Regions from separate parts of the Homo sapiens genome. Here region 1 is linked to region 2. A link is an interaction called in ENCODE POLR2A ChIA-PET data of the cell type or tissue named here. Cell type or tissue: Panc1. All regions are shown on one strand. Each heading gives the region's core, and the rest is flanking DNA. Links, peaks and the distances in the headings are about the cores only.

Region 1 (11,598 bases), core at 5,224-7,723, 58 kb after region 2:
GAACTCAAGTCTGATGCCAAAGCTTACACACCATCGCACTGCTGTTCCACATCAGCCATACAGCCCAGTTTCACTAGAGGGTATGGGCAAAAACATAGCATGTGATAATACTACATTTAAAAGTAGTCAGCCAGGCACGGTGACTCACGCCTGTAATCCCAGTACTTTGGGAGGCAGAGGCGGGCGGATCACCTGAGGTCAGGAGTTCAAGACCAGCCTGACCAACATGGAGAAAGCCCCGTCTCTACTAAAAATACAAAAATTAGCCAGGTGTGGGGCACATGTCTGTAATCCCAGCTACTCGGGAGGCTGAGGCAGAAGAATCACTTGAACCCGGGAGGTGGATGTTGCGGTGAGCCGAGGTCAGGCCATTGCACTCCACAGCCTGGGCAACAACAGCAAAAGTCGGTCTCAAAAAAAGAAAAAAAGAAAGTAGTCTGAGGTTGGGCGTGGTGGTTCATGCCTCTAATCCCAACACTTTGGGAGGCTGAGGCAGGCAGATCGCTTGCATCCAGGAGTTCAAGACCAGCCTGGGCAACATGGTGAAACCTCTTCTCTACAAAAATTAGCTGGGCATGGTGGCGCACACCTGTAATCCCAGCTACTTGGGAGGCTAAGCTGGGAGGATCACTTGAACCCAGGAGGTCAAGCCAGCAGTAAACTGCAATCACACCACTGTACTCCAGCCTGGGCAACAGAGTGAAACTCTGTCTCAAAAATAAAAAAAAATTTAAAAAGTAGTTTGTCAGCTGGGCGCAGTGGCTCACCATGCCTGCAATCCCAGCACTTTGGGAGACCAAGACGGGTGGATCACCTGAGGTCAGGAGCTCGAGACCAGCCTGGCCAACATGGTGAAAGCCCGTCTCTACTAAAAATAAAAAAAATTAGCCGGGCGTGGTGGTGGGTGCCTATAATCTCAGCTACTTGGGAGGCTGAGGCAAGAGATCACTTGAACCCAGGAGGCAGAGGTTGCAGGGAGCCAAGGTCGCACCATTGCACTCCAGCCTGGGCAACAAGAGCAAGACTCCATCTCAAAACAAAAAAAAATTAATTAATTAAATAAAAAGTAGTCTGTCACAGCCATAAAGAGCAAAATAATGTCCTTTGTAGCAACATGGATGCAGCTGAGGGCCATTATCCTAAGCAAATTAACACAGGAACAGAAAACCAAATACTGCATGTTCTCACTTATAAGTAGGAGCTAAACACTGGGTACTCACGGACATAAAGATGGCAGCAACAGACATTGGGGATTATTAGAGGCGGGCACGGGTTTAAAAACTATCTACTGGGGCCAGGCACAGTGGCTCACGCCTGTAATCCCAGCACTTTGGGAGGCCAAGCTAGATGGATCGCCTGAGGTCAGGAGTTGGAGACCAGCCTGGCCAACACGGTGAAACCCCAACTCTACTAAATACAAAACTCAGCCGGTCATGGTGGTGCATGCCTGTAATCCCAGCTACTTGGGATGCTGAGGCAGGAGAATCACTTCAACCCGGGAGATAGAGGTTGTAGTGAGCCAAGATCACACCACTGAACTCCAGCCTGGGCAACAAAGCAAGACTCCATCACAAAAAACAAACAAACAAACAAAAAAAAAACTTAACTATTGGGTACTAAGCTCACTATCTGGGTGATGGGATCACTCATACCCCAAACCTCAGCATCACATAATTATACCCATGTAACAAACCTACACATTTTCTTTTTTTTTTTTTTCTTTTTTTTGAGACGGAGTCTCGCTCTGTCGCCCAGGCTAGAGTGCAGTGGCGTGATCTCGGCTCACTGCAAGCTCCGCCTCCCGGGTTCACGCCATTCTCCTGCCTCAGTCTCCCGAGTAGCTGGGACTACAGGTGCCCGCCACCATGCCCGGCTAAGTTTCTTTTGTATTTTTAGTAGAGATGGGGTTTCACCGTGTTAACCAGGATGGTCTCAATCTCCTGACCTCATGATCCGCCCGCTTCGGCCTCCCAAAGTGCTGGGATTACAGGCGTGAGCCACTGCGCCCAACCACAAACCTGCACATTTTCTAAATCTAAAATAAAAATGGAAATCAACAAATAGGCCAGGCATGGTGGCTCACGTCTGTAATCCCAGCACACTAGGAGGCTGACGTAGGAGGATCACTTGAGCCCAGGAGTTCAAGACCATCCTGGGTAAGATGGTAAGACCTCCATCTCTATAAAAAATTTAAAAATTAGGCTGGACATGGTGGCTTACACCTGTAATCCCAGCACTGGGAGGCCAAGGCGGGTGGATCACCTGAGGTCAGGAGTTTGAGGCCAGCCTGGCCAACACGGTGAAACCCCGTCTCTACTAAAAATACAAAAATTAGCTGGGCGTGGTGGCACGTGCCTGTAGTCCCAGCTACTTGGGAGGCTGAGACAGGAGAATCGCTTGAACCTGAGAGGCAGAGGTCGCACTGAGCCGAGATTGCACCACTGCACTCCAGCCTGGGCGACAGAGCAAGCGTCCATCTCAAAAAAACAAAAATAAAAAAGGTAGTCCTATCATTTAATCACATTTCCCAAAGCTTTTGTTATGTAAAATACTACTCCCATAAGATATTAAACAGGGGTTATCCCTAAAAATTGTTAAATAAGTTTGGGAAATTCTGGGTTAAACACCAAAAAAGATTTTGCGTTTGTTTTTTTTAACAGCAAGGCTTAAATGAGTTACTATGTTCTTATTCAGGTACATATGCAAGATGGGAATATGGTTTACAGTGTTTCTCAAAATTTGTGCACAGAAACATTATTTGCATTTTATTTTATTTATCTTTGAGATGAGGTCACTGTCACCCAGGCTGGAGTGCAATAGCTGGACCTTGACTCACTGCAGTCTCCACCTCCCAGGCTCAAGCAATTCCTCCCACCTCAGCCTCCCAAGTAGTTGGGACTACAGGAGTGTGTGTGTCACCACACCCAGTTAATTTTTTGTATTTTTAGTAGAGACGAGGTTTTGCCATGTTGCCCAGGCTGGTCTCGAATTCCTGGGCTCAAGCAATCCACCCGCCTCAGCCTCCCAAAGTGTTGAGGTTACAGGCGTGAGCCACCACTCCCGGCCTCTATTTTAGTTATTTATTTTGTGTCACATCTCAGAAGATTACTAGGTGTTTCAAGGATTCATATTTTAGAAAATAACAGCCAATCTTAACAGTATAATTCAAAATATGTCATTTTACCTTAATGTTATATATGCATATGTGCTTAGAAAAACTAGGCTGGGGGCCAGGCATGGTGGCTCACGTCTATAATCCCAGCACTTTGGGAGGCCAAGGCAGGCAGATCACCTGAGGTCAGGAGTTCGAGACCAGCCTGGCCAACACGGTGAAACCCCATCTCTAACTAAAAATACAAAAAAATAGCTGGGCATAGTGGTGCGTGCCTGTAATCTCATCTATTTGGGAGGCTGAGGCAGAATAGCTTGAGCCCAGTTGGCAGAGCAGAGATCGCGTCACTGCACTCCAGTCTGGGTGACTGGAGACAGAGCAAGACTCCGTCTCAAAAAAAAAAGAAAAAGAAAAAAGAAAAACTAGGCTGGGTGCAGTGGCTCATGCCTGTAATCCCACCACTTTGGAAGGCCATGGTGGGAGCACTGCTTGTGAAAATGAGTTTGAGAACAGCCTGGGCAACATAGCTCTATAAAAAAATTCAAAAATTAGCCAGCCATGGTGGCGCATGCCTGTAGTACTAGTACCAGCTACTCAGGAGGAGGAGGCAGGAGAATTGCTTGACCCCAACAGTTAAGACTACAGCAAGCTATGACTGTGCCACTGTACACTAACCTGGGCAACAGAGCAAGACCTTGTCTCTTTAAAAAAAAAAAAGGAAAAGAAAAACTAGTTGCTCATGCCTATAATCCCAACACTTCAGGAGGCCAAGGTGAGAGGATCACTTGAACCCAGGAGTTGGAGACCTGCCTGGGAAACATAGCAAGACCTCATCTTACAGATAATTTAAAAAATCAGGCCGAGCACGGTGGCTCATGCCTGTAATTCTAGCATTCTGGGAGGCCAAGGTGGGCGATCCTTTGAGGCCAGGAGTTCAAGACCAGCCTAGACAACATGGTAAAACACCATCTCTACTAAAAATACAAAAATTACCTGGGAGTGGGGGTGCATGCCTGTAATTCCAGCTACTCGGGAGGCTGAGGCAGGAGAATCACTTGAGCCCAGGAGGTGGAGATTGTAGTGAGCAGAGATCGCACCACTGCACTCCAGCCTGGTGACAAAGCGAGACTCCGTCTCAAAAAAAAAAAAAGAAAAAAAAAGAAAAAGAAAATAACCCTAAATGCCGAAAAAGATGCATGCACAAAAACATTCTAGTGTTCTTATAATAAAAATTCTGAAAACAATCTAAAAGTCCAATAACAGAAGAAAGTAAGATAGGGTGCATGCCCAAACTATAAAACACTCTGCCAGTATTTTAAAAGATGTTTACAGAGTTTTTAATAGCAAGGAAAAACATTTACCTCATAAGGCTAAATGAAAAGGCAAGATATAAAAATGTATATACCATCTGGTTCTGCTATGTTTAAAACAGTTTAGAAAGATATATGCCATATATAACAGCAGACTCTGGGTTGATGAATTAATATTGAACAAAAATTACATAACTAAATTTGCACTTAAGAAGCAGTAATCTGGTAGCAGTGTATCTGTAGAAATGAAACAAGAGAGGGACTGGAAATACGATGACCAGTTTAGGAGGTCACAGTAATATTTGCAGAACAACAGAAACTAGAATTTTAGCAGGCACTTGGAATGGCCCAAGTACTATGCCTGGTACTTGGCCATATATAGTAATTTCTTCTAACCCATACAATGACCCTTACATAATAGTAATAATTATAGAACAATGTGTTGGACACTTTTTATGTGCCAAACATGTAAATTACTTTATTTAAATTTTAATACGCATAATAATCCTGTGTTGCAGGAGTTATTCCAATTTCATTGATGAGAAAACTAAGACTTAGATTCCCAAGGCTATATAGCTAACAAGTACTGTAGATGGGATAAGGGTAACAGCAGTAGGAATAAAAGAATGATATTTTGATAACTGATATACATGAGGAGGGCAAGAGAGAAGTAAAAGATGATAATAAAAATAATCATAAAAAAATAAAACTCCCATAAATAAAAAAAAATACTCCCATAGAAATAAAAACACCTAGTGATCAGATCTTAGTTTTTAACATTACTCTTTAGTAAAAAGAACAAGGGCTTCTTGGAGAAATGGCAGACCGCAGGACTGGAGCAGAGAACAAAATCATACCTGCAATGATGGCAAATGTCAAAGGGAGATGGGCCAAGTAAAAAACTAAAAGAGTTCCCAATGTTCAAAACTGGAACATTTGAGCAATAAAGCAAATAAAATAGTATTGGATTATAACCTAACATATAAAATACACATCTATAAGTCCATATTGATATACATAAATTAATAAAGGAAAAGAAAAAAATCTCCTGGGCAGAAAAATGCCAAATAGTGTGTTTTTTTAATTGTTTTTTGAGACAGCCTCTCACTGAGGATGGAGTACAGTGGCACAATCACGGCTCAATGCAGCCTCAGCCTCCCTGGCTCAATCTTCCCCTCTGAGGCTCCCTGAGTAGCTGGGACCACAGGTGTGTGCCACCTTACCCAGCTCGTTTTTTTTTTAAATCTTTTTGTAGATAAGAGGTCTTGCTATGTTGCTTAGGATGGCCTCAAGCAATCCTCCAGCCTCAGCCTCCCAAAGTGCTGGGATTACAGGCATATGCCACCATGCCCAGCCCTTAATCTCTTTTTTTAAGGAGAGCACAACTCTCTACTCCTTATGCGTGGGCTGGCAATAGTGACTTCCCTACAGTATGGAAAGGAAGGGGGTAAAGCCTAACTTTACAGTGAAGCCTTACAAACAATATCTCTGCCAGATGATCACGGTCAATACTAACAGGCTGGGCATAGTGACTCATGCCTAGTAATCCCAGAATTTTGGTAGGCCAAAGGGGAACAATACCTTGAGCTCAGGAGTTCAAGACCAGCCCAGGCAACATAGTGAGACCATCTTTACCAAAAAAAAAAAAAAAAAAAAAATTAGCTGGTCATGATAGCACACGCCTGTGGTCCTAGATACTCAGGAGGCTGAGGTGGGAGGATCAATTGAGACTGGGAGGTCAAGATTTCAGTGAGCCATGATGGCATCACCGCACTCCAGTCTGGGCAACAGAGGGAAGACCCTGTCTCAAAAAAACAAAAATATTAACAGTAAAAAATCATTGTGATACTATGTACCCTGATACAATGTGATGAAAATGTCACTTTACCTCTGTGGTCTTCCTCCCCAAAACACATAACCCAAATCTAATCATGAGAAATACATCAGACAAATTCCAATAGAAGGATATCCTACAAAATACCTGACCAGTACTCCTCAAAACTCAAGGTCATGGAAAACAAGGAAAGCCTGAGAAAATGTCACAGCCAAGAGGAGCTTAAAGAGACATGAGAACTAAATGTTATGTAGTACCCTGGATAAGATCCTGGAACAACAAAAAAAAATTAGGTAAAAAGGCTGGGCGCAGTGGCTCACACCTGTAATCCCAGCACTTTGGGAGGCCGAGGTGGGCAGATCACCCGAGGTCAGGAGTTTGAGACCAACCTGACCAACATGGAGAAACCCATCTCTACTAAAAATACAAAATTAGCCGGGCATGGTGGCACATGCCTGTAATCCCAGCTACCCAGGAGGCTGAGGCAGGAGAATCACTTGAACCCGGGAGGCAGAGGTTGCGGTGAGCTGAGATCTCACCATTGCACTCCAGCCTGGGCAACAAGAGCAGAACTCCGTCTCAAAAAAATAGTAATAAATAAATAAATATAAAAATAAATTAAGTAAAAACTAAGGAAATCAGCCAGGCATGGTGGTTCACACCTGTAATTCTAGCACTTTGGGAGGCCAGGGCGTGAGGATTGCTTGAGCCCAGGAATTTGAGATCAGACTGGGCAACAGAGCAAGACCGCATTTCTACAAAAAATACAAAAATTAGCCAGGCGTGGTGGTGTGTACCTGTAGTCCCAGCTACTCAGTAGGTTGAGATGTGAGGATCACTTGAGCCCAGAAGTTAAGACTACAGTAAATGGTGATTGCACCACTGCACTCCAGCCTGGGTGACAGAGCAAGACCCTGTCTGAAAAAAAAAAAAAACAAAACTAATGAAATGATGTATGGATTCTAGTTAATAGTAATATATCAATATTGCTTCATTAATTGCAAGCAAAGTACTATATTAACGTAAGATGACAGTAATGGGGAAACTGAGTGTAGGGTATATGGGAAATCTCTGTAGCATCTTCTCAATTTTTCTATAAATCTAAAAGTGTTCTAAAAAATCAAGTATATTTAGAATATTAAAAAAAGAAATGGCTAGGCGTGGTGACTCATGCCTGTAATCCCAGCACTTTGGGAGGCCAAGGCTGGCAGATCACGAGGTCAGGAGTTCGAGGCCAACCTGACCAATATGATGAAACCCTGTCTCTACTAACAATACAAAAATTAGCCAAGCGTGGTGACATGTGCCTGTAATCCCAGCTACTCAGGAGGCTGAGGCAGAAGAATCACTTGAACCAGGGAGGCGGAGGTTGCAGTGAGCCGAGATCGCGCTACTGCACTCCAGCCTGGGCGACAGAGTGAGACTCTGTCTCAAAGAAAAAAAAAAAAAGAAACGATACAAAAGTTTACCTTGGGTTGGCTAGAATAATGGTGCCTTTAACAGAAATAGTGATGGAAAAACTGATACTGGTTTTGGTCAGGTTGGATTTGAGGTATAACAGTATATCCAAGAGTGAAGATATTCACGAAACAATTAGAAAAAGGCATAGGCAACTCGAGAGAGGGTAGTGCTAGAAATAATGACTGCAAAGAGTTAAGAACAAATAGGCAGCAAGGAAACAGAAATATCAGGAGATTTCTTCATATTCGAGAAATCTGGGGCCAGGTGCATGCTCACACCTGTAATCCCAACATTTTGGCAGACTGAGGTGGGAAGATCACTTAAGGCCAGGAGTTCAAAACCAGCCTGGGCAACATAGCAAGTCTGCATCGCTTCATTTTTAAAAAAAGAAAGAAACAAACAAAATCTGGCTGTGAAGAAAAAGGAAACAAAAATGATAGGCCTTGAGTTTTCAGTGAAATAAAAATGAAGTCTTCTGCCAAAAGAAGGAGAATTAAAAGGGATGGTCACACAGATCTGGAAAAGGTTGGGGAAACAGCTATGGAAGAACATAAAAAATAAATTTAAATATTTATTTATTATTTATTTTTGAGACAGAGTCTCGCTCTGTCGCCCAGGCTGGAGTGCAGTGGTGCGAACTCAGCTCACTGCAACCTCTGCCTCCTGGGTTCAAGCGATTCTCCTGTCTCAACCTCCCGAGTAGCTGAGATGACAGGCCCACGCCACCATGCCACCACACTCAGCTAATTTTAGTAGTTTTAGTAGAGACGGGGTTTCACCATATTGGTCAGGCTGGTCTTGAACCCCTGACCTCAGTTGATCCACCCACCTCGGCCTCCCAAAGTGCTGGGATTATAGGCGTGAGCCGCCATGCCCAGCAAAAAATTTTTTTAAAAAGAAAAAAATAATTAGAAGCCATGATCTTGGCAGAAGTTAAGTTATATTGAATCTGATAGCTCTGTACTTTTTCTCTAGCAACATGCTGTGGCCTAGAAGCGGAAGCCAAGAAAACATCTCTAATCATACCCATCATTAGAGACAACAGAAGTGCCTGCTTAGTATAGAAAATCAAAATGAATAAAGAAAGCAAGAGGATATTATCAAAGTGGCTGGTCACAGAGGTCTAGCTGGGCAGCACCAAAGGCCATAAGGTACTGACAGATTCAATGAAATGGGAAGGTCAAGAACCAGAGAACTTGAGGACAAAAAGCTGATCCTGTGGGTTTAAGATAGTGAAATAGGTGACTGGTAAGGAGGCTAAAGTGATGGGGAGCAGCTGAAGAAAAAGCGGTGTCCTAGATGAGATCCAGGTTGTAGTGATTCTGATGTGCAACTGGTTTGAAAATACAAAGGAAAGTCGACCGTCTCATGCTGAGGAACTATGAAATCAGAATATTCCAATGGTGCTGGAGACACTGAAAATGATAGCAAGAAAAAAAGGAGAGAAAAAAATATGATGCAATAGGTCTGGGTCCCTGTGGGCAGTAAATGATGACACTAAAGTTTTACAGAAACTGCTATAATTGCATGGCAATACCTTCCATGAGGATTAGAGTGACAGTGGTAGATCAATGATCTGGACATAGTAAAGGAAAACAAAAAAGCAGTTTATTCCTTTTTCTCTTCCACATAGTCACGGAAAACAGAAAACAGCTTTTAGTGACAAGGTAAGGTAAGATGTGATACCTGGATTTTCACGGAGTCAGGGTAAAGAAAATGATTAAGAGTAAAGAGAAGTATACTGGATAAGTAGTATTTTCAAAACACACATTAAAAGTTGGTAATTCATGAAGGAGCTACTGGGTAGAGAACAGAAGGAAAGAGGTAGTACCACTTTAAATTGTGAGGTTGGGGAGAAGTAGCAGCAACCTGGGTTGTCATCAGATACCATAAAATAGGTGGGCTGAGGTGTAAGGAACATGGAAAGCAGCAGAGCAAGAAGCAAAATGGCACATTTTAAAACACCGTGTGTACCAAGGCACAGGCACACTGTTGCTTCTACAGACTACAGACTACACATATGAGGGCTACAAAAACAGAAACACTTTGCACTTGCACAGTATTTTATAAATTGCTTTTACATATATTATTTGATCATCATTGAGTAGCTATTACTACTATGCATATTTTCCTAAAGATGAGGCCATTAGGAAGGGACAAAACCATGATAAAAGCTGTGATTCTCCGTTTCCAACACATACACCTTACATACACAGCAGACACTTCAGCATCTCGGCCAGCCAGGCTGCAAATTCTTCTCTAGCCAGAAGGAATAGTGGGTTTTATTCACTTGTCAAAGGGCTTCGGAGAAAAGCCACTAGATACTTTCCTGTTTGCCTTTTCCCACCTTAGACCCCTCAATTTCTATCACCATCACGGGAGAAGGTAGCGAAGGGTGGCTCCATCAGGGAGAAAACTCAAGCTGAAAGTTGTATTAGGGTCCTCTTCCCTTCACACCTCTAAACCTCAGTGACCCAACAAATGAAGATACGGGAGAGGAAAAGGTACTATGTAGAAACGAGGAGGTCTTCAGCAAATAAAGCTTCGAGAAAAATAATGAAAACGGGACTGGGGTAGGGCAGAAACCAAGTATAGCTGAGATGGGGGAGGGGAAAAGAAGGAGGGCAGGAACTGGAGGGAAATGAGAGTGTAGAAGCCCCCAAGCCTGAAGAACCTAAAAGAGATATGAGTGGTCCAACTGCTGGAGAAAAGCTAAGGGCCCGTGAGGGTCCTGAAGCAGGGACCAGCACTGAAGGACCCCAGGGTTTGGGTGACCGGAAGCAGAGACCCCAAACACGAGACCAGAAGGGGGCGCAGGAGACACCCCGTAGGAGAGAATGAATGGGGAAGGCGGTCCGGGGGGCGGGGCAAAGGAGGGGCCCCGGGATGGGCGGGGCACAGACCCCTTTCCAAGTCCGAACCCCTGCCCCGAGAGCCCGGAGAGAAGCGGCTCCGCGCCTCCCGCACTCACCGCCGGTCTCGTCAGTAACATAGGGAGTCGCCATCTTGAAAACGCAAACCACTTCCGGCGTGAGCGGGCTGGGGTCCCGCCCCCCTCCCCACCGGAAGTGGAGTCCCGATCGTAGCAAGCCACCATCTTAGTCTTAAAGGGAGAGTGCACCATTTCATGGGCGGAGGTGGAGGAGGAGGAAGAGTGGAGAAGCTGAAATAGTTAATAAAATAAAGCCGTGGGCTTTTTACTGCCACCGATACCATTACTGAGCGCTTGCTGCCTGTAAAACAGTCCTCAGGGAGCCAAGAGAAGTTCCGAGGCACAGTCCCTCTCATCCCCAGGAACTCCTCGTACGTCCAGGACCTGCGAGGGAAAAGGGCGCAAGGCCCACCTGCACCCAAAAAGGGGGCCTTATAAATGAAGAAAGGAAGAATATCCAGGCTCTGGCCTGCACCCAGATCTCAGAGCGGCTTGGTGACGTGGAGCAGACAAACTCCAGGAACGCACTGGGGCGCACAAGTGTTTCTAGGGACGGTTGGAGACCCTATCTAACCCTAAGAAGGTGGGGAGGTCGAATTCGTGTGCCGATTGCTGTCGGCCAACCCACTCAACCACCAGAGACCCGCGGGAGGGGCGTGCAAGGCGGAGGGCGCCGCGGGTCGGTCACCTGTCTCCGTAGCCGCAGGGCTGCCGGCAGCTTCCATGGCCGAAGAGGCAGCGGACCAGGTTGGGCGGGCGGCCCTGGCCTGGCTCTGCCCCGCTGGGCGGCGCCGGGGATTCGGCGGCGAAGTGATGAGGGCCCTAGTTGCTTCTCGCCCAGACCTCCTAACCCTGAGTGCCTCCTCGGGCTGGGCCCTAGGGTCAGAGGGCAGGGTGAAAGCTTCTGGGCGGACCTACTTAGTATTCTAATTAAACTCGTCCAACCGCT
Region 2 (11,598 bases), core at 5,658-8,157:
GAAAATCTCTTGAGCCTGGGAGGTCAAGGGTACAGTGAGCCGTGTTTGTGCCACTGCACTCCAGTCTGTGTGACAGAGCAAGACCCTGTCTCAAAAAAGAAGTTTTCCAAAACTGAAGATTAGTCTCAAAATTTAAAAAAGTGTTCTAAGCATTCAGAAAGATAAAAATAAAGATAGAAATATACCAATCACATCATCAAGTTAAAGAGCGGATCCCAAAAACTTTCTTTTCTTTCTTTTTTTTTTTTTTCTTTTTTGCGACAGAGTCTTGCTCTGTTGCCCAGGCTGGAGTATGCAGTAGCACAATCTTGGCTCTCTACAGCCTCTGCCTCCCGGGTTCAAGCGATTCTCCTGCCTCAGGTTCCTGAGTAGCTGGGATTACAGGCGCCCACCACCACACCCGGCCGATATTTTTTTTTTTTTTTTTTGAGACGGAATCTCGCTCTGTCTCCCAGGCTGGAGTGCAGTGGTGCGATCTCGGCTCACTGTAACCTCCTCCTCCTGTATTCAAGCAATTCTCCTGCGTCAGCCGCCCAAGTAGCTGAGATTACTGGCACCCGCTGCCACACCTGACTAATTTTTTTTTATTTTTAGTAGAGACAGGGTTTCACCATGTTGCTTGCCCAGGATGGTCTTGATCTCCTGCCCTCGTGATCCTCCAGTCTCAGCCTCCCAAAGTGCTGGGATTACAGGCGTGAGCCACCTCGCCCAGGTTTGTTTTTTTTTTTTTTTTGAGACGGAGTCTCGCTCTGTCGCCGAGGCTGGAGTGCATTGGCGTGATCTCGGCTCATTGCAACCTCCGTCTCCCGGGTTCACGCCATTCTTCTGCCTCAGCCTCCCGACTAGTTGGGACTACAGGCGCCCGCCACCATGCCCGGCTAACTTTTTTGTTTTTGTTTTTGTATTTGTATTTTTAGTAGAGACGGGGTTTCATCCTGTTAGCCAGGATGGACTCAATCTCCTGACCTCGTGATCCGCCCACCTCCGCCTCCCAAAGTGCTGGGTTTAGAGGCGTGAGCCACCGCGCCCGGCCCTTTGTTTGTATTTTTTTAGTAGAGATGGGGTTTCACCATGTTGGCCACTCTGGCCGCAACCTCCTGACCTCAGGTGATCTGCCCACCTCGGCCTCCCAAAGTGCTGGGATTACAGGCATGAGCTACTGCACCCAGCCCCTAAAACTTTCAGAGAGAAAGCACAAGTCATATATTAGGTATCAGGAATGAGATGACATCTGTTTTCTCAATGCAATATTGAAGGCTAACGTTAAAAAAAAATGCCTTTAAAATTCTGAAAGAAATTATTTTAACCTAGAATTAAATACCCAGCCAAACTATAAGTCAAATGTGAAAGGTGAATAAAGGCATCTTCAGAAATTCAAGCTCACAATTTATCTTTCTTGTACCTTTTCTCAGTAAGGTTTTGTAGGGGCCAAAGGAAAACTTACCCTCTAGCCTCTGAAGGTTCACTGAAAACTCAACTCACAAAAGGCAGATTGATTGGAGAAAAGGCATACAAACTTAATAATGTGTACAGGGGAGACAGCCGTAGAATGATTATCCTATCCCCAGTGTGGTGCAGAAGCTTATATACCATCTCGAGGTTACAGATAGAATGGGGCTCAGAGCATGGCCAAAAACAGGCTACAGTGGTAAATCAAGTTATAGTGGCAAAACAGATAATGGGAAGGCGAGAAGAGGCCTGGCTAGCAAAGGTGGTCTTGTACTGCAAATGAAACCTCTCAAGCAGCAGCCCTCAAAGAGGATTGATGGTACATGTTTCTTTCAGGGGTTTAAAGGTGTCAGACTCTCACTGAATCTTCTCTGGATTTGGGCAAGGGAAGGCCAAGCTGTATCAATGCAGATTCTTACAGATGCAAATCTTCCCCCACAAAATACAGCTTTACAGAGCTACTATTTTCTGGCTCTCTGACAGCCATCTCAGAATATATCAAATAAATATATTTTGGGGTAAAACATTTTTATTTCCTTCAGTCCCCACTTTGAAACTTAAAAATGATTCAAATATTAAAAGTCAGGTTGATAGCTTTGGAGAGATTTGAGTTGAAGGTTGTTAGATAGAGATAGAGAAAGGAGCTGACAAATTTGGATAAGCAGAAAAGAGCAAATTTAAATGTATCATCCCATTTCTTCATTAATCAGAGTCTTAGTTCTGAGAATAGATCAGTTTGGTTAAACAGCTGTGTCCCATTCTAGGCGGTGCCACTGCAGATGGGCTAGGCCTCTATTTATGATGCAGACAAACAGATCTTTAATAAGAGTCATTTATATGGAAACGGAAGAAGAGCAAAAGTTAATGTCAGGAGTAGTCTATAAATTCATTTTTGCAGAGTCTCTAAAGTATCTTCAGATTGCCAATGCAATCCGACAGATTTTTCTGAATTGTAATTCGAACCAGGTGTTCAGGTGAACTTTCTGAGTATTCTATACATTAGCAAGCACAAATGCTGTTTCTACATAAGTTGCTGTGGTGATTTCTCCTGGAGTATACATCAAGCTATCTAGCTTCAGTATGCAGGGCTTCAATAAAAGCACAATTTTAATTTTTAGTGAGTCTGAGTCAGAAAAATCGCAGGAAAATTTGAAAACATTAGTTTGGAGACTTGTATCTGGGAAAGAATTCAGATTCAGTCCAAATTGTAGGCAAATAATAAAGACTCAAAAACAACGGCCAAGGCTACAATCTAATATCATGTGTACTATATTTTTTTGTGAAACATAATTTTTCTCTTTCCAGTTCCCCATTTCTACTTCTACCAAAGACAAATAATAATAGGATCAATTTATTTGCAAAATACATTTTACTTGTATTATACGTGGCCTGATTATCTGCATAAAGTGCAGCAAGAATAGTGATTGGTCATATAGTATATATAGTATCTTTTAAAGTTGTCTTTGCTGAAATTTTTTTTTTTTTTTTTTTTGAAATGGAATCTCACTCTGTCTGCCAAGCTGGAGTGCGGTGGCACGATCTTGGCTCACTGCAACCTCCGCCTCCCGGATTCAAGCAATTCTCCTACCTCAGCCTCCCTAGTAGCTGGGATTACAGGTGTGCACCACCATGCCCAGCTAATTTTTTGTATTTTTAGTACATATGGGGTTTCACCATGATGGCCAAGCTCGTTTTGAATTCCTGACCTCAAGTGATCCGCCCGCCTCAGCCTCCCAAAGTGCTAGGATTACAGGTATGAGCCACGGCACCTGGCCAGAATTTTTTAATAAGGAATTTTAGATTCGACTTTTAAAAGCCTGAAGGCTAGAAACCCACGTCAAAGATTTATCATCAGATTGTAACACCTATATGAATCTGGTGAATTCTTTTCTTCCCAAGGTCCTCAAAATACCTTGAAATTCCTAGACCTGGGCTGGGTGCGGTGGCCCATGCCCATAATCCCAGCACTTTGGGAGGCTGAGACATGCGAATCACTTGAGGCCAGGAGTTTGAGACCAGCCCGGTCAACACAGCAAAACCCCGTCTCTACTAAAAATACAAAAATTAGCCGGGCATGATGGTGGGCACCTATAATCCCAGCTTGAGAGGCTGAGGCTTGAAAATCACTTGCGCCTGGGAGGCAGAGGTTGCAGTGAGCTGAGAGCATGCCACTATACGCCAGCCTGGGTGATGGAGTGAGACACTGTCTTAAAAAAAAAAAAAAAAAAAGAATGAAAGAAATTCCTAGACCTGTCAGAAAGTGACATTCTTTACTTATCACAAGTCAGAAACCTTGTTAAGGGAAATATGTAGACAAGGTAGCAGGCCAGGCTTTCCAGGAGGCTTTATATCAACTCTGCAAAGTCTACTTCAATTCCTGAAAACAATTGGTCATATTTGAAAATATGCCAGTCCTGTCACAGCCTTAGTAAAATAAGGCTCCAATTGTGTCTCTTTACAAAAGAAAACGGATTCTTATTGAAATTTTTCAAATAACCATATTGCCATAAACTAAGAATCTTCACAAACAGTTTCTGAATTCTGGAGAAATCAGGCAGAGAGAAAAGCAAATATTTTGATTTTGCTCATAGAAGTATAATTTACCCAATTGTTATAAACTATAAATAGCTCAAGGCCAAGTGCAGTGGTTCATGCCTGTAATCCCAGCACTTTGGGAAGCCAAGGCTGGTGAATCACTTGAGCCTAGGAGTTCCAGACCAGCATGAGCAACATGGCAAAACCCCATCTCTACAAAAAATACAAAAATTATCCAGTGGCATGCATCTGTAGTCCCAGCTATTCAGGAGGCTGAGGAGGGAGGACTGATTGAGCCCATGAGCTCAATGCTGAAGTGAGCCATGATTTTGCCACTACACTCCAGCCTGGGTGACTGAGAGAGACTTTGTCTCAAAAACAAACATTAGGCCACACACAGTGGCTCATGCTGTAATCCCAGCACTTTGGGAGGCTGAAGCAGGTGTATCACTTGAGATCAGGAGTTCGAGACCAGCCTGGCCAACATGGTGAAACCCTGTCTCTACTAAAACTAGGAAAATTAGCTGAGTGTGGTGGCACGCGACTGTAATCCCAGCTACTCAGGAGGCTGAGGGGCAAGAATCACTTTAACCTGGGAGGCAGGGGTTGCAGTGAGCCAAGATCACGCCACTCCACTCCAGGCTGGGTAACAGAGACTGTCTTTTTTTTTTTTTTTTTTTTTTTTAACAATCTGATCTCTCTTTCTTTTCCCCACATTTTCCCCTTTTCTATTTGACAAAACCGCCATCGTCATCATGGCCCGTTCTCAACGAGCTGTTGGATACACCTCCCAGACGGGGTGGCGGTTGGGCAGAGGGGCCCCTCACTTCCCAGACAGGGCAGCCTGGCAGAGGCGCCCCCCACCTCCCGGACAGGGCGGCTGGCCGGGCGGGGGCTGCCCCCCACCTCCCTCCCGGGCAGAGACTCTGTCTCAAAAATAATAATAATAATGATAAAGGCTGGGTGCAGTGGCTCATGCCTGTAATCCCAACACTTTGGGAGGCCAAGGTGGGTGGATCACAAGATCAAGAGTTCAAGACAAGCCTGAGCAACATAGCAAGACCCCATCTCTGCAAAATCTTTTAAAAATAGCTAGGCGCCAGGCATGGTGGCATGACCCTGTAGTCCTAGCTACTCGGGAAACTGAGGTGGGAGGATCACTTGAGCCCAGAAGTAGTTCTAGGCTATCATGAGCAATGATCATGACACTGTACCCTAGTCTGGGTGACAGATTGGGATCCTGCCTCTAAAAAACAAAACAAGGAGCCAGGTGCATTGGCTCATACCTGTCATCCCAGCATTTTGGGAGGCCAAGGTCAGAGGATTGTTTGAGCCCAGGAGTTCAAGACCAGTCTGGGCAACATAGTGAGACCACATCTCTATGAATATTGTTTAAATTAGCCAGGCTTTGTGACATTAGCCAGCTAGTCAGGAGGCCAAGTAGTTTTTGCAGTTTAATTAAAAGGTAAGCAAAAATTGGCCAGGCGAGGTGGCTCACGCCTGTAATCCCAGCACTTTGGGAGGCCGAGGCGGGTGGTTCACGAGGTCAGGAGATCGAGATCTGGCTAACACAGTGAAACCCCGTCTCTACTGAAAATACAAAAAAAATTAGCCAGCTGTGGTGGTGGATGCCTGTAGTCTCGGCTACTCTGGAGGCTAAGGCAGGAGAAAGTCATGAACCCAGGTGGCGGAGCTTGCAGTGAGCCGAGATCATGCCACTGCACTTCAGCCTGGGTGACAAAGTGAGACTCCATCTCAAAAATAAATAAATAAAATAAAATAAAATAAAAATACAAACAATTAGCTGGGCGTGGTGGTGGGTGCCTGTAGTCCCAGCTACTCGGGAGGCTGAGGCAGGAGAATGGTGTGAACCCAGGAGACAGAGCTTGCAGTGAGCCGAGATCGCACCACTGCAGTCCAGCCAGGGTGACAGAGCAAGACTCAATCACAAAAAAAAAAAAAAAAAAAAAGTAAGCAAAAATCTTTTACTGTCTCTTAATACTGCACAAAAACCTTGTTTAAAAGAGAAAGCCAAATTCTATCTTTGCATGTGTATTATTAATGCCAAAGCTAATTTTAATAAACTCTTATAAACAAATCCATCCAATTTCAACCAATTTTGACCACACAAGGTAACATTTTTGTAAACCTTTTATAACCTCTTACAATTTTTTCATTCCTTTTTTCCAACTTTTTTTTTTTTTTTTTTTTGAGACGGAGTCTCGCTCTGTCGCCCAGGCTGGAGTGCAGTGGCGGGATCTCGGCTCACTGCAAGCTCCGCCTCCCGGGTTCACGCCATTCTCCTGCCTCAGCCTCCCAAGTAGCTGGGACTACAGGCGCCCGCCACTACGCCCGGCTAATTTTTTGTATTTTTAGTAGAGACGGGGTTTCACCGTTTTAGCCGGGATGGTCTCGATCTCCTGACCTCGTGATCCGCCCGCCTCGGCCTCCCAAAGTGCTGGGATTACAGGCATGAGCCACCGCGCCCGGCCTTTTCCAACTTTTTATACCCATTTAGTTTTATCTATCATCATTCTTCAATTTAAAACAACTTTTTTTTTTTTTTTTTTTGGAGACGGAGTCTCGCTCTGTCACCCAGGCTGGAGTGCAGTGGCATGATCTCAGCTCACTGCAACCTCTGCCTCCTGGATTCAAGCGATTCTCCTGCCTTAGCCTCCTGAGTAGCTGGGACTATAGGCACCCGCCACCATGCCCGGCTAATTTTTGTATTTTTAGTAGAGACGGGGTTTCACCGTGTTAGCCAGGATGGTCTTGATCTCCTGACCTCATGATCCGCCCGCCTCGGCTTCCCAAAGTGCTGGGATTACTTTGCATACAGAACTGTTTCTCTTGTATGTAGTAGTTTTTTGTTTGTTTTTTGTCTTTTTTCTTTTATATCTAGTAGTTTTAATTACACATATTCATTACAATGTTAGCTCTTAGTAACCCTAATTTTTAGTGTGAAACCTAGGAAGTAGGCAATTTTAATTATGTACCAGATGCAGATCCCAGGGCAAAGGACAGATCTGTGAAGATGCTGCCTGGAGGATCCAGCCACTCCAGCATGGCCAGGAGGCACAGCTGGAATAGTGAGGATGGGGCTGGGTGCTGTCCTCGGGCCTCACCAAGGCCACTTGTCTAGACCTGGAAATCTAAAGGCTCAAATTCAAAGACATAAGCTCACAGACAAAACAAGGAAGTATCAAAAAATATCAGAAGCAATAATTTTATGACCTTAAAATATCTAGCAGAGATAACATAAACTTGGTAGACTGATAGACCCAGGCAAAACAATGTCTAAATTAAATTTCGAAGATGTTTCTGTTTGATTTTTACCAATTTTTGAACAGGTTTTATTTACCAAAGATTATTAAAGTCACTTGAACTTGAAAAGCATTTGGGCTTATTTACTTAATTTATGAGTTTTCATTTATTTATAATCTAGTTTGATATCATATAGACAATATATAAACATAGACATGTATACATATAACATAAAGATACAAACAAACACAAATAAAGACTTTATATCTTTATTTTTTTTAATTTTAGCCATGAGACTGGTAAAACTCACTAGTTTTAAAAGGACAGTTGGATTAAAACTCTGCCTTTGTGAATGGAAAAGGTTAAAGTGTATTTTTTTCAATCCTAATGCTTCTGTAATTCGTTTCACATGGCTGAAGCCCTGAGTTTTAGAGAAAACAAAGTGGCAAATTTATATCTCAAAGCACAGAAAGAAAATTTAAGCTTTTTGAAAAAGGAGTTTGGGTGTGTTAGAGAAAGATTAAAAATAAATGCCATTCATAGCCTGCCAGGAATTTAAAAAAAAAAAAAAAGCACTGGACTCAGTGGCTCATGCCTGTAATCTCAGCACTTTGGGAGGCTGAAGTGGGAGGATTATGTGAGGTTGCGAGTTCAAGGCCAGCCTGGCCAACATGGTGAAACCCCATCTCTACTAAAAACACAAAAATTAGCTGGGCGTGGTGGTGGGCGCCTGTAATTCCAGCTACTTGGGAGGCTGAGGCAGGAGAATCGCTTGAACCCAGGAGGCACAAGTTGCAATGAGCCAAGATTGTGCCACTGCACTCCAGTCTGGGTGACAGAGCAAGACTCTGTCTCAAAAAAAAAGAAAAGAAAAGAAAAAAAAAAGGGTGCCAAGGAAACACAAAATCATAAGAATTTACCATAGGATTTTACAAGGAAACATATAGATGAGCCTAGAGGGAATTTAGAAATCTTATTAAAATAACCAGCTAAATCCCAGAAAGTTGTATTTTGGAGACTAACCTAGCTAAACAGTTTTTAATTTAGTCTCTGTTTTCTCACTGCATTGCGAAACTCAGGTCAGCGCCCATTAATGAACAGGGCCAACAAAGCATTTGCAGTCTGGGGGGCCTAATAATTTAAATATGTGAAAGCAGGCACAGCTGGAAAACAGAGCACCCACCTCTTTAAATATTATATATATTTTATTTATTTATTTATTTATTTATTTATTTATTTATTTTAGACAGGGTCTTGCTCTGTTGCCCAGGCTGGAGTACAGTGGTGTGATCTCAGCTTACTGCAACCTCTACCTCCCAGGTTCAAGTGATTCTTGTGCCTCAGCCTCCTGGGTGAGTAGCTAGGGTTACAGGCATGCGCCACAATGCCTGGCTAATTTTTTGTATTTTTAGTAGAGATGGCGTTTTACCATGTTAGCCACACTGGTCTCGAACTCCTGACCTCAGGTGATCCACCTGCCTCAGCCTCCCCAAGTGCTGGGATTACAGGCGTGAGCCACTGCGCCCGGCCTAAAAACCAAGATTTCTAATTTTACATTGAATCCTTGGTCCCCCCAAAAGAGGGAAACACCATGAGACTAGCACCATGTTTCCACAGTGCACCTTGCTGCAAGGACATTCCCCCAAAGCTGGTGGGTAACCAACACCAACCAACCCACCCTGTGATCAGCCCATCCCCCATGGAAGTTTTTTTTGTTGTTCTTTTTTTTTTTTTTTTGAGACAAAGTCTCACTCTGTCACCCAAGCTGGAGTGCAGTGGCGCGATCTCGGCTCACTGCAACCTCCACCTCCCGGGTTCAAGCGATTCTTCTGCCTCAGCCTCCTGAGTAGCTCGGACTACAGATGTGCACCACCATGTCCGGCTAATTTTTGTATTTTTAGTAGAGACGAAGTTTCACTATGTTGGCCAGGCTGGTCTCGAATTCCTGACCTCGTGATCCACCCTCCTTGGCCTCCCAAAGTTCTGGGATTACAGGCGTGAGCCACTGCATCCGGCCTCCCCCTGGAAGTTTTATCCCTTGATGGTGAATGTTCTCATAGCCTCCAAGTGCACTAACCTGTAGTCTCCTGCAGTAACAATTATTTATCACAACTGAAGTCAACCACCTCCAAAACTGCAGCTCTTACCAGTGACTTGCCAGTCATCACAAACACAAAGGTTAAGTTATCTCATAGTACAGAGTAACCCCTGGTACCTCCAAAAGTCAAAGACAGGCCGGGCGCAGTGGCTCACGCCTGTAATCCCAGCACTTTGGGAGGCCGAGGCAGGTGGATCACCTGAAGTCCAGAGTTCGAGACCAGCCTGACCAACAAGGAGAAACCCCATCTCTACTAAAAATACAAAATTAGCCAGGCATGGTGGCGCATGCTTATAATCCCAGCTACTCCAGAGGCTGAGGCAGGAGAATGGCTTGAACCTGGGAGGCGGAGGTTGCTGTGAGCCGAGATCACACCATTGCACTCCAGCCTGGGCAACAAGAGCGAAATTCCATCTCACAAAAAAAAAAAAAAAGTCAAAGACATCAGGTAACTCAATACAAAGCTTTAAACCTGAGAAGAATATGTCCACCATTCTTCAGACTCCATAGGAAGAGAGAAGACCCAAAAAAAGGGGTTAGTGGTGCCTTTTTCTGTGTTCCTTAAAGGGTCTGAGTCACTATAAGTTCCCTCTAAGCCAAATGCAGTGGCCCACGCCTGTAATCCCAATACTTTGGGAGGCCAAGGCAGGCAGATCACTAGAGCCCAGGAGTTTGAGACCAGCCTGGGCAACATGGCAAAACCCCATCTCTACAAAAATACAAAAATTTGCTGAGGGTAGTGGCATATCACGTACCTGTAGTTCCATCTACTTGGGAGGCTCAGGTGGGAGGATCACTTGAGCCCAGAGGTCAAGACTGCAGTGAGCCATAATTACGCCACTGCACTCCAGCCTGGGTGACAGAGTGAGACTCTGTCTCAAAAAATAAATAAAATAAAATAAAAGTCCCCTCTAGATCCTTTCCTGTGTTAATGAAGGGGAAAGAGAAGCAGGGAGAAGTAGAAGTAAACGGGAGAGCAATCCTTAAGAAAGTAAGAGAACACAGATACCAAGCACATAATTTTCTCTCTTTTTTTTTTTTTTTTTTTTTTTTTGTGATGGGGTCTCACTCTGTTGCCTGGGCTGGAGTGCAGTGGCACAATCTCAATTCACTGCAACCTCCCCCTCCCGGGTTCAAGTGATTCTCCTTCTTCAGCCTCCCGAGTAGCTGGGATTACAGGCACCCACCACTATGCGTGGCTAATATTTTTTATTTTTAGTAGAGACAGGGTTTCACTATGTTGGCCAGGCTGATCTCAAACTCCTGACCTCGTGATTCACCCACCTCGGCCTCCCAAAGTGCTGGGATTACAGGTGTGAGCCACCACGCCTGGCCCAAACACATAATTTTCAAAAGGGATTTCAGGGCTGGATGTGGTGGCTCACACCTGTAATCCCAGCACTTTGGGAAGCCAAGGTGGGCAGATCACTTGAGGCCAGGAGTTTGAGACCAGCCTGGCCAACATGGGAAATCCCCATCTCTACTAAAAATACAAAAATTAGCTGGGTGTGGTGGCACGCACCTGTAATCCCAGCTACTCTGGAGGCAGAGGTTTCAATGAGTCAAGATCACACCACTGCACCCCAGCCTGTGCAACAGAGTGAGACTCCATCTCAAACAAACAAATAAATAAAGAGGGGTTTCAAGGCTGGACATGGTGGCTCATACCTGTAATCCCAGCACTTTAGGAGGCCAAAGTGGGAGGATCATTTGAGGCCAGGACAACATAGCAAGGCCTTCTCTACAAAACATTTTTTAAAAAATTAGCCAGGCATAGTGATACTCACCTGTATTCTCAGCTACTTGGGAGGCTGAGGTGGGAGGATCACCTGAGTCTGGGAGTGGTCCTAGGCTACAGTGACCTATAATCATGCCATTTCACTCCAATCTGGGTGACAAAGTGAGACCCTGTTTCAAAAATTAAAAATTAAAATAACTTGTTTGTAGAAGATTCCCATCTCCCCAACGTTGTCCCTTCAGTTTTCAGAATTTTTTTTTTCTTTTTTTTTTTTTTTTTAGACGAAGTCTCGCTCTGTCGCCAGGCTGGAGTGCAGTGGTGCGATCTCGGCACACTACAACCTCTGCCTCCCAGGTTCAAGCAATTCTCCTGCTCAGCCTCCCGAGTAGCTGGGATTACAGGCACGTGCCACCACACCCAGCTAATTTTTGTATTTTTAGTAGAGACGGGGTTTCACCATGTTGGCCAGGATGGTCTCAATCTCCTGACCTCGTGATCCACCCGCCTCAGCCTC

The links. ChIA-PET counts read pairs that join two places held together with the same protein. Peaks named below come from ENCODE experiments on the same cell type or tissue, not always from the same donor. Only the 100,000 strongest peaks of a DNase experiment are listed, where the experiment ranks them.
Region 1: POLR2A ChIA-PET joins it to region 2 with 12 read pairs; 6 of 35 experiments call an interaction of 5 or more read pairs at or near these places.

Annotation. Positions count from the first base shown.
Region 1 is chr12:55,916,388-55,927,985 of GRCh38, forward strand. PYM1 (PYM1 exon junction complex associated factor) reads right to left here and starts at 11,507. Exons shown (of 3, transcript NM_032345.3): 1 at 11,338-11,507. The coding sequence starts at 11,374. It overlaps LOC124902941 (a long non-coding RNA gene), which reads right to left and starts at 7,384. Exons shown (of 2, transcript XR_007063325.1): 1 at 7,054-7,384. It also overlaps a transcript of DGKA not described here. RefSeq lists a silencer at 10,449-10,598 and enhancers at 10,617-11,197, 10,689-10,908, 10,949-11,118, 11,198-11,598. In Panc1, for the core only: no CTCF peak of the experiment used is centred there; no DNase peak of the experiment used is centred there.
Region 2 is chr12:55,858,336-55,869,933 of GRCh38, forward strand. No RefSeq gene overlaps it. Among named protein-coding and RNA genes, the nearest start is that of MMP19, 21 kb to the left of the region's middle. In Panc1, for the core only: no CTCF peak of the experiment used is centred there; no DNase peak of the experiment used is centred there.